Linked DNA regions of Homo sapiens: all the other regions are linked to region 1. A link is a contact called in ENCODE Hi-C or POLR2A ChIA-PET data. All regions are on one chromosome and are shown on one strand. The core of a region is the stretch at or near the end of the contact, and the rest is flanking DNA. Distances in the headings are between cores, read along the strand shown. Region 1 holds the start of RPL36AL (ribosomal protein L36a like). Region 2 holds the start of TOGARAM1 (TOG array regulator of axonemal microtubules 1). Region 3 holds the start of PRPF39 (pre-mRNA processing factor 39). Region 4 holds the start of DDHD1-DT (DDHD1 divergent transcript).

Region 1 (2,599 bases), core at 34-2,533:
CAGCATTGATGCACCCCAATTTCAAAGCGGCATTCTTCGGCAGGTCTCTGGGACAATCTCTAGGGTCACTACCTGGAAACTCGTTAGGGTACAACTGAATGCTGAAAGGAAAGAACACCTGCAGAACCGGACAGAAATTCACCCCGGCGATCAGCTGATTGATCTCGGTCGACCAGAAGTCATGGCTAAAGATGACGAGGACGTTGTCAATTCCCTGGGCTTTTCGAAGTGAGTCCAGCAGCAGTCTGAGGTATTCGGGCCGGTTATGCACCTGGACCACCAGCACCAGCTCCCGGGGGGCCCAGGTGCCAGCCTTATCTACATTCCTCAGGGTCTGATCAAAGTTCAGCTGGTACACCAGGGACCGGTACCGCAGCGTCAGGTTGTCCGCCTCGGGCTGGGGGACCGCCGGGACCAGGGAAGCCGCCGACACGTTGGAGACCCTGCGGATGCCCACAGCCACAGAGGGGTGGTCCCCACCGCGGCCGCCGGCACCCCGCGCGGGTTCGGCGTCCAGCAACGGTGGGGCGAGGGCCTCGTTCTTCCTTTGTCGCCCATTGCTGCTCCAGAGGACGAAGCCGCAGGCGGCCACCACGAGCGTCAGGATTAGCACCTTCCGTTTGTAGATGCGGAACCTCATGGTCTCCAGGGCCGGGAGCGCAGGCGGGCGGGCGCGGAAAGGAGCAGCTGCTTCTGCACGGAAGGGGCGGGCGGGCGGCGGCCGTCGCCTTGGCCTGTCACGGTCGGAACTGGCCCCCGCGGCTGCCCTCGCTAACTCATCCCGGGCCCCGGGGGTCCTGGGGCCCGAGACCTCTCATTTACCCCGCGCCGCCTGCGCTCCACACATCCTCGCCTGGCAGCTACAGCTCGAGCATCGGCGCCGCCGCTAGGAGCCGCGGCTCGGCTTCGTCTCCGTCCTCTCCATTCAGCACCACGGGTCCCGGAAAAAGCTCAGCCGCGGTCCCAACCGCACCCTAGCTTCGTTACCTGCGCCTCCAGCGGCCCTGCGTCCTCTGCGCTCTCATCCTTACAGGGGCCCTAGACGGCCAGAACTGAGCGACGCGGCCTCGCCTCACTCCGGCGGGGACCGTTATGACAACCCGCAACTGCCCCGCGGCACACCGCGGCCCTCCGGCCCACACCCCTCCGGCCCGCCCCTTAGACCGTTGGTTGGTGCTTTCCAGACGCGACCGAAGGCGCCTGACCGCCGTGGCCGGCTGCCTATTGGTTTGCAGTACTGTCGCTCAGGTGCAGTTCCCACTTCCGCCTGTTTCTTCCCTTTCCTGTTAGGCGAGAGCTGCGAAAGGCGAGAGCTGCGAAGGGCCAGGTGTCGGGCGCTGTTTCTCGGTAAGCTAAGAACGAGGCTGTAGCGGCTCCAATAGGAGCCTCCCTTGCTCAGAATCCTGGGTAGGACTAGGCCTTCTTAGGAAAGGGAAGGCGAGACCTATGGCCCTCGCCGGCCTTAGTTCGAGAGCAGGCTTCTCCCTTCAGGAAAAAGGTCTCAGGCATGGCGGCTATAGAATCGCGGGGCGCGCCGGCTTGATAAGGACACGTCAGCCCTCGAGGCTGCTGACGGGTGACTGTGCTTCGGAGGGGAAAAGTGATACTACGCTGATGTGGTTCTCGTAGAAGGAACGGGGCGGGTCGTAACCGTAGCTACAACGTCGCGCGCTGCCCCAGCCATTCTCTAGAGCTGGAAAATGGAGGAGGTGGGTGGGGGGAAGGGGGTCAAAGAAACTCTGGTCCTTAACTTCCTTTTCGGAAGAAAATTAGATGAACCGCACTTTTCTTTTGGAGCAGTCACAATAAATTAAACTCATTTCGTACGGAAAACGGACTGTATTGGGCCTCCTAAAGCTGCTGCTGTCGGTTTTCGTGAGTCTTGTTCTATATGAGAAAAGAAGAATGGCTCGGAGCATTGTTAATTATTTGAGATGTGCAAAATTTGCCGGGCCCAGAGAGACAGCAGTATGGGACTTCAGACACCTCCCCACTTAATGCCTGGCATTTTATTCCTGACTAGCTGCTTCACCCATTATGTCCGCGTTCCTGGAATTTGTCATGAAAAGAATGATGTATAGCCAATCAATCGCTTGTGTTATTTTAATGTAAATTCTTGGTAGACAATTTAGGAACTGCCATTTTTTCCTCTAAAAACCCACTTGCAACTGCTGCTACTCAGGGCATTTTGAATCTGTGCTCTGGGTTGCAATCCTCAAACTTGCCCCAAATAAACATTCTACTTATATGAATTGTGCCTCAGTTCTTTTTTTTTTTTGAGACGTAATTCCGCTGTTGTTGCCCAGGCTGGAGTGCAATGGTGCGATCTCGGCTCACGGCAACCTCCGCCCCTCCCCACCCCGCCCAAGCGATTCTCCTTACAGGTATGCACCACCACCACGCCAGGCTAATTTTGTATTTTTAGTAGAGACGGGGTTTCTCCATGTTGGTCAGGCTGGTCTCGAACTCCGGACCTCAGGTGATCCGCCCTTCTCGGCCTCCCAAAGTGCTGGGATTACAAGCATGAGCCACCGTGCTCGGCCTTGCCTCAGTTCTTTAGGTCGACAAATTAGTCCTCCAGTAATTTAAACGAAGTGTT
Region 2 (2,599 bases), core at 100-2,599, 4.7 Mb after region 1:
CGACGGCCTGGGTCCGGTTCTTATAGTCTTCCTGATCCAATAATCGTGAATGCAGCTCCTGAGGAATAATCCCAAATTTAAGATTGCTGTTGGAAAGAGTCACTGCACAGGGAAGGGGATCTTCAGGAAATCCAGAGGCTTCAAGTTCCAAATAATAAGGAACCTGACTTCCAAACTGGGACTCCAGGCGGCGATTGTAGTGTCTCCTCAGGGCAGAGGGCAGACGAGAAATGTAAGATTGAAACCTGTCTTGGCCAAGTCGCTCCCCAATTTGTTGAAGTGCGGAGAAAGCTGTCTCAGATTCTTCTTCTGTCTCCTGATCACCAAGCTTTCGGGCTAGGGATATTATCACCTCGGTGAGATCCAGACCAAGCAACAAGTCCTCAGTAGTAAGCAAGATGGGAAGCAGTAGTGCTGTGGAAGCTCTAAGTCGGGCATCGGTACTTTCCAGTCCTTGTTGTATAAGCGTTCTCAGCACCTCTCCAGGACTACGTTTCAGACATATATGAAGGATCTGCAGCGCATCTTTCCGCAGGGCTGGATTCTCTTCCCGTAACGAGACAACTAGTTGAGGCAAAAGTGCTAAGCTAAAGGCCTCTTCAAGCTGGCCTGCCTCCCCCTGACCCCGGAGAACGTCCGAGAGAAGTTGCAAGCAGAGCCGCTTCTCATCACTACCTCCTTCCACAAGCACTCGGCCCAGTGCCCGATACAAAGCTTCCTTGCGTCGGGGGAAGCCAAGTCGACCGCCCCGCCGCGGCAAAGCAGCTTGCAAAGCCTGGAAGGCCTCAGAAGGATCCCGGGCAGTGCGGAGGAGTTGAAGGAGCCGAGTGTCCTCTTCATCTCCCCCTGACAAACCGCCTCCAGACTCAGACCAGCTGCTTGAGACTGCCTCCGAGGGCATCAAGAGGGCCGAGGCCAGAGGCGAAGTTGTAGTGGGGCAGGAACCGTGGTCCCCCGCAGCTCCACGGAAGTAGTAGTTTTTCTCTCCTCTCATAATGCCCCCAACTCGACTATCATCGGTCTCTGGGGCGGAAGGACGACTGCGGCTCTGGAGCCGATAGGTAGAGAGGACTGGAAAGGGCGGCAGCAGAAGCAGCGCGGAGGGGGCAGCCGCCATGCAGGGTTGTCAGGTGGTGGTGGTTGGAAGAAACCATTGCCGTCTCCAAAGGGCTCGATGGAGCCCAGACTTCCAGATCCTCTCCAAGCCCCAAGCTGCAGAAGAGGCAAAAGAACAGCTTCAGCCTGCCGCCAGGCCGCCCCCAACTCCGGGAGGCAGCCTCTGGCAAAATGGCCCCCGTCTGAGCCCTAGACCCCACAGCTGCCACCGGGCGTAACCAAGGGCACCACGTGACCAAACCGATTGCTTCCATGGTGATGTACCCAGCGCGGACCTCTTGACCCGGAAATCCACTTGCCGTGATGAATGCTGGGTTATGTAGTCCACGTCAGGTGTTGAGACTAGGCCAAAGTCTCCTGGAAGAGGAAGTCAGAACGTTGTAAACGCAGCTACAGCGGAGAAGGGAGGAGGGGTGAAGCCATTTGACGGATGTGACGCTTTCCTTGCTCTGGGCGGAAGTTGCCCGCCCCACCCGTAAGAGTTAGGGTTTGACCGGAGCTAGTGAGGATCCAGCCCAGGCTCCAGTTGTCCGCGGTTCCTCCTCCTGTCGCTGCCCGTGTGATTACTGAGACTCAGGTATTTTCCTTTTGCTGTCCTCCAGCGGTGCAGGCTTTGGCAGTGTTTTGCCCGAATGCCACTGGTGCTAGAGTAAGAGGCAAAGGACTGAGCGGAGCAGGTGGAAAGAGAGGCGACATCTTCTTGTGCAGGGCTCGTCACCCTTGTAAACGCGTTACTCTCTACCACCCTGAGTAACTGCGATCCTTTCCTCTTGCCATCTGCTTATCAGGACAGAAGATCTGGACCACGGCCAAGCTCACAAATCGGGTATTTTTTTTCAATTCCTGGTCTTTGGGGCCTTTATTCGCCTCCCCCTTCTCCTTTTGTCGACTTCTCTTAACCCTCCGGCCGCAGAGGGTTAATTTTTTTTTGTTTTTGTTTGTTTGTTTTTGGCAACGTTTCCTTACCCTCATCACTTTGCGTTTTCTTTACAACGTACATAATATGGAAATAGGTCTGTTTTTTTCCCCCTGTAGCTAACCGCCTCTCCCTTAGACGTTATCAAAATCTTTCCTTCTAATGCAGTTCCTCTGTGGGACTCTCCCCTAACCTCCGCCCCCTCCGTCTGCCGCCCTAGCCTCCCTGCAGGATCCTCAAGCGTCTCTGCAGCCTTTCAGTCTCCTAGAGACAGAGATTGCGAAGACAATTTCACTTGCGGTGGAAGTTCTTGGCATCATGGTTCTAAGAGAATTCTGCCTTGTGGATTTAGGAATGATAGTAGACATTTATTTATTTTAGGCGAACTGAGAATTTTGTGTGCATTTTCTCCTCATAAGTGATACTTAAACGGACACAGTGGAAGAGCTGGAGTGTCTAGTGTGAGCCTGAATGCTTTGGAGTGTGGAAGAGATATTTTTTTTTTTTGAAGGAATAATACTATTACTTTTGAATGACTCGTGCGAAAAGTCTAAGTTATCATTTGAA
Region 3 (2,599 bases), core at 50-2,549, 4.5 Mb after region 1:
TAAGCAAGGAAAAATATTCTGAGACTTTACACAAATAGTGTCTCATACCACCTATGAGCCATCTATGCTCAACCCCTACTTCAAAGTTCACAATCTAAGTACTAGTCCTCTTTAACAGAACTCCTTTCCATCACTTTATCCCTACTAGAGAGTGAACAGTGGAAAGTTCCAACTTTTGCAACTCTAGAATGAGGTTATAAATCTAGAGGGAGGAGGAAAACCTGACAGTAGACGCTTGTTCTTTTCACTCCATTCAAGCTCCCATACAGCCTAAAACACTTAAGTTTCAACATGAGCTTCATACGTCCCTGTCCAAAACTTGCTTTCTCAAGCCTCACGCTTTCCAGCTGTAGCAAAGTTTATTTCTGAACAGATTAAATCAGTTGCTAAATAATCTGAAGTCCTCAAACAGAAGGCCATATGAGTATCAAACGAAAAAAACAACATTTGAATCAGCATAAATTCACATGGTATTATGGCATCATTACTAATACACTGAGCAGTATTATTTATTAACTTCAAGTATTAATTAACTTAAAGATGTGATTTTGGAGAAAAACACCAGTGGTGGTCTCTGATTACCAAAGTTAAACATTCTTAAGCACAATCCCTTAAAAAATCCTGCCAGGATCAATGATGTGTTTTTTCTGTTTTAAAGTATCCTGCCAAAAGCTGTGGGTGCTGTGACTTAGGGTCGCAAAAGTGTTGCTTATGTAGTCAGAAGACAGAACGTGCCCTACAAGGCGCTCACATGCCTTAGTAATAGAACGTATATTATCTTCCCAATCCTCTGGCGGCTGCAAATGTGCTCCTTCCACTTCCAGCCACCCCAGCCGTGTTCCAGCTCCGGGAGAAGCAAGGGCTTTAGAATTACCCCCAAATATCTTCCTAAATCCAGGCGAAGGAGGCCCACACTTCTCCACCCTACCTAACGCACCCCTCAAGTGAAACGTTTGGTCTAAGAAAAAAATACCTTGCACCGCTCCACCCAACAGGTGGGAAGGAGAAAGGAATGGACAGCTGAGCGCTGAATCCGAGCCAGGCCTCAAACAGGGCGGGAGAGGGAGGCCGCGGCCAGAGCGCGGCCTGAAACCCGGCAGGCCCCTTTCAGTACCAAGTACCACCCTCTGCCCCAGCTAATTTCAAGGAGCCCGCCCCAGCAGACCTTATGATGGATGCCACTTGATGCCATGAGCCGGAGCCTGTGACGACCTAGCCGAAGATGGCACTTCACCGCCTCCGTCCCCACAGCCAGCACAGCAGCCGCCACCCGCGCCACGGCCGCCTGGTCCAGGGCACGATGCGCATGCGTCAGTGTCCCTGGAGGCGAAAAAGTCACGTGGGTTCGCAGCGCGCAGGCCTGGCCCTCCCAGGGATCCTCGCTGCCCGTGCGGCCCCAGCCCCGCCCCCGCAGCCCCGCCCCGCCCCGCCGCGAGCGAGGGCGGGGACCGCTGCGCCTACCTGCCTTTCCCTCCATAGGGACTTCCCAAAGGAAAGGAGGGCGTTTAGGGGCTTTCACACGCCTGATCTTAAACACAGCGCCCTGACCCCTCCCCACCAAAAACGGCAAAATGTCATTTTTGGGGGCAAATCTAAGGTTTTCCCTACAATTGTTCAAGCTTTCACACTAAAACATTTACCTAAAAACGGGCAGAAATTCAGCCTTAAACCCACAAATCTCACGATGGTATAGACCCTGGGCCCACTCAGGTTTCCTGAAAACTAAACAGTTCTGGAGTTAGGGGTTTGGAGAACGGGCTATTGTTAAAGAAAAAAGTATTTAGTGACACTTGTTAAAGCACAAAAAGAGGGCTTTATTCAGGACCATCGCAACAGGTATAGGGACCACTGACTGCAATGGAGACTTGCAGTAGGGAAAGAGATATTGGGCTCAACTCCTCATACAGCATGGGCAAGTGGAGATTTATAGCCAAGGAGCGGTGGTAAGTGAATGTATAATTACTAAGAGGAAACATCAGGGTAAGGGGGATTTTGGCTAAACCCACCTAATAGGATTTTTGCTGAAGACAGGCCAAGATAATGAGGCATCACCTGGGGGATGGTGGAGACTGAAGAACCTGATCAGATATTGAGGATGATCAGCTATCAAGGATGGGGGTTTATTGCTAATCTGACTTAGCAAAGTTCTTTGCTTAAACTGGATTTTACAAAGAAAGTGTACAGAAGAGCCTAGCAGAAGATTCAGAAACCTGACTAAAGTTGGCCAAGCAAAAAAAAAAATCTTTGTATCTGAAGGGATATGTTATCCTCTGGACAAATTGAGGGGGACTGTGCGTTAACAATCTTAGCAGTCCTCTTCAGTTGTACCACCATCTCCACTTTAATAAAAAAAAATTTTCTTTCAAATCTGGCCTCTCTCCCTTTAAGATTCTGTTACATTGGTGCCCCCGCATTCACCTGTCACTTACCATGTAATCTGTTGTTCCAGGTGCATTAGTATTACTACTGGGCTCCAAGTTCCTCATCTGAAATCTGTCTCCTCTGGAAATACTTATTTACAAGACGACGTTTCTTGTCACAACGCAGGTTAATCATAAATCCTCTCACCAGCACCTTTCGTTCGAAATACCAAATTCAG
Region 4 (2,599 bases), core at 26-2,525, 3.5 Mb before region 1:
TGCACAAGGTTAACCAGCTAAGGGCACTAATTGGGGCAGAAAATCCAGCCTGTATTCTACTTGACAAGCCATCAACTCCAACACCGCTCTGTATCTGCCCACAGGAAGCAATGCCTTTTTTCAAATTCCTACAAAGGCCCTGTACAAACTTCAGATAGTCTTGATTTAAATAATGACAGAGTAATAATGTCTGACAGGTTACATCTCAGGAGCAAGAAAAATTGCCCTACCAATCTGATTCCACCAGAGAGTAAAAGAAATAGTGAAGACTGTCTATTCTTAAAATGAAAACACTGAGGTTGGAGATGGTTTTTCTCTGGATTCTCAACATAGGGTGATGTGCTTACAAAATAATTTTTTTTAAATAAAAAAGACCCACATAAGGGAGCCTCTGTATTCAACTTGATCCCAGAATATGAGTTACAGAATCAGAGATGCATAAAAATCTGGAAGAAACCTTAAAGTTCATAGAATTCCATTGCTAGAAGGAACTTTAGATATCATCTGGTCCAAGAATCTTAATTTTACAGATGAGGAAACCAAAAAGATCAGGAAGATTATGTGATTTGCCTGTGGATGGTTAGCAAAGCTAAATCTAGAACCTGGTTGTTTTCTACCTCTCAATCGAACACTCTTTACCACAGCTGGTTGGACTTGACATCATTATAATCAACTAAGACTGATTGCGCACCCACTGTGTGGGAGAGGCTGACATGGACTTGGTTTCCATCAAGGGCCTAGCAATGAGGTTGAGAAAACAGGAAATCCAAGCATCAAAAGATAAGTAATAATATGAGATGGCATATGAAGCAAGGTTTAGATTCCAGTTTCCCAGTGGGAGTGGTGACACCAAGGTGAGTGATGGGTGTGGGGTGGAGTGCCCTCGTATCCACCCACCTATGCGTCCTGGTTCTGTCTGGAGGCACCAGGGCCAGGTGACAAAACGTCCAGGCGAGGCCGCAGTAGGGCCTAAGGTCAAAAAGAGCAATGCTGAATCCTACATCCTGGGGCCCTCCTAACACGTAGCTTAAGGCTCTGGGCTCATGACCCACATTGTAAGGATGAGTGGGGTAAAGCCTATCCACATCTGGGCTGTGAATTCCAGAAGCGGGGGACCGAGGCAGCTGTGCATGAAGACCGCAAGGAAGGAGGAAGGGAGCCGAGGAGGCCCAAGAGCGGCGGGCGACCTGACACCACCCTGCCCTCCCAGCCAGAGGGGCAGGGGGGAACCCCGCGCGCGGCGCCGGTGCAGCCCGGGCTTCCGGGGCGGCGCACGCGGCCGGGGGGCGGGGCGGGGGCCGAAGCACCGCCTACGTCGGGCTGCGTGACAATGGGGCCGGCGGCAGAACGCAGCTGCGGCGGCTGCGGGTCTCGTGGGGGCGGAGCGGTCGCCGCTGCCGCCGCAGCTCGGGTCGGGATTTGAAAGATTAGAAACTTCGGGTGGAGAGGGCGGCGGCGTTGAATGTGTGGCGGAAGCGCTGGGGGTCACGGCTCCGCGCGCCGCCGGACAGCCGGCGGCGTCTCCACAGCATGAATTACCCGGGCCGCGGGTCCCCACGGAGCCCCGAGCATAACGGCCGAGGCGGCGGCGGCGGCGCCTGGGAGCTGGGCTCAGACGCGAGGCCAGCGTTCGGCGGCGGCGTCTGCTGCTTCGAGCACCTGCCCGGCGGGGACCCGGACGACGGCGACGTGCCCCTGGCCCTGCTGCGCGGGGAACCCGGGCTGCATTTGGCGCCGGGCACCGACGACCACAACCACCACCTCGCGCTGGACCCCTGCCTCAGTGACGAGAACTATGACTTCAGCTCCGCCGAGTCGGGCTCCTCGCTGCGCTACTACAGCGAGGGTGAGAGCGGCGGCGGCGGCAGCTCCTTGTCGCTGCACCCGCCGCAGCAGCCTCCGCTGGTCCCGACGAACTCGGGGGGCGGCGGCGCGACAGGAGGGTCCCCCGGGGAAAGGAAACGTACCCGGCTTGGCGGCCCGGCGGCCCGGCACCGCTATGAGGTAGTGACGGAGCTGGGCCCGGAGGAGGTACGCTGGTTCTACAAGGAGGACAAGAAGACCTGGAAGCCCTTCATCGGCTACGACTCGCTCCGCATCGAGCTCGCCTTCCGGACCCTGCTGCAGACCACGGGTGCCCGGCCCCAGGGCGGGGACCGGGACGGCGACCATGTGTGCTCCCCCACGGGCCCAGCCTCCAGTTCCGGAGAAGATGACGATGAGGACCGCGCCTGCGGCTTCTGCCAGAGTACGACGGGGCACGAGCCGGAGATGGTGGAGCTTGTGAACATCGAGCCTGTGTGCGTGCGGGGCGGCCTCTACGAGGTGGATGTGACCCAAGGAGAGTGCTACCCGGTGTACTGGAACCGTGAGTAGCGGGCCGGGGTTAGGGCAGGACGGGCTGCCCCTGCATGGGCCGATGCGCACCGGTGTGGGTTTGGGACTGGTCGCCGCGAAGAGGGAGGCGCGTGAGGCCTGGCGTTTGGCTGGGGCAGGATGGAGATTGAGCAGGGAGCGTCGGCAGCTGAAGGGTAAACGAGCAGATGGCAAAACCCAAGCTGCCTGGGGTCAGGAGGACTGGATACCTTCGGGGGTAGCG

What was found. Hi-C counts contacts between places; a loop is a spot of excess contacts on that map. ChIA-PET counts read pairs that join two places held with the same protein, here RNA polymerase II (POLR2A). Pooled maps may share reads with other maps.
Region 2: a pooled map shows a loop between it and region 1 (10-fold over the local background). The contact joins the promoter of TOGARAM1 here to the promoter of RPL36AL in region 1. A Hi-C loop is called at or near these places in 10 of 50 pooled maps.
Region 3: a loop to region 1 is called in a pooled map, with 8 times the contacts of the local background. The contact joins the promoter of PRPF39 here to the promoter of RPL36AL in region 1. A Hi-C loop is called at or near these places in 6 of 50 pooled maps.
Region 4: a loop to region 1 is called in a pooled map, with 7 times the contacts of the local background. The contact joins the promoter of DDHD1-DT here to the promoter of RPL36AL in region 1. A Hi-C loop is called at or near these places in 1 of 168 maps with a recorded cell type or tissue (ascending aorta) and 9 of 50 pooled maps. POLR2A ChIA-PET finds 5 or more read pairs at or near these places in 1 of 52 experiments (OCI-LY7).

Annotation. Positions count from the first base shown.
Region 1 is chr14:49,619,310-49,621,908 of GRCh38, reverse strand. It overlaps RPL36AL (ribosomal protein L36a like), which reads left to right and starts at 1,283. Exons shown (of 2, transcript NM_001001.5): 1 at 1,283-1,347. It overlaps MGAT2 (alpha-1,6-mannosyl-glycoprotein 2-beta-N-acetylglucosaminyltransferase), which reads right to left and starts at 1,110. Exons shown (of 1, transcript NM_002408.4): 1 at 1-1,110. The coding sequence starts at 640. RefSeq lists silencers at 619-728, 1,029-1,238 and enhancers at 460-1,010, 1,399-1,508.
Region 2 is chr14:44,960,940-44,963,538 of GRCh38, reverse strand. TOGARAM1 (TOG array regulator of axonemal microtubules 1) reads right to left here and starts at 1,349. Exons shown (of 20, transcript NM_001308120.2): 1 at 1-1,349. The coding sequence starts at 1,117. It overlaps KLHL28 (kelch like family member 28), which reads left to right and starts at 1,592. Exons shown (of 5, transcript NM_017658.5): 1 at 1,592-1,693. RefSeq lists enhancers at 892-1,406, 1,056-1,865, 1,407-1,921, 2,436-2,525.
Region 3 is chr14:45,082,816-45,085,414 of GRCh38, reverse strand. It overlaps PRPF39 (pre-mRNA processing factor 39), which reads right to left and starts at 1,299. Exons shown (of 14, transcript NM_017922.4): 1 at 1,166-1,299. PRPF39-DT (PRPF39 divergent transcript) reads left to right here and starts at 1,389. Exons shown (of 2, transcript NR_184211.1): 1 at 1,389-1,943; 2 at 2,028-2,367. RefSeq lists a silencer at 1,305-1,594.
Region 4 is chr14:53,152,030-53,154,628 of GRCh38, reverse strand. DDHD1-DT (DDHD1 divergent transcript) reads right to left here and starts at 1,275. Exons shown (of 3, transcript NR_110062.1): 1 at 898-1,275. It overlaps DDHD1 (DDHD domain containing 1), which reads left to right and starts at 1,306. Exons shown (of 13, transcript NM_001160148.2): 1 at 1,306-2,368. The coding sequence starts at 1,531. RefSeq lists a silencer at 1,131-1,460 and enhancers at 2,281-2,480, 2,501-2,550.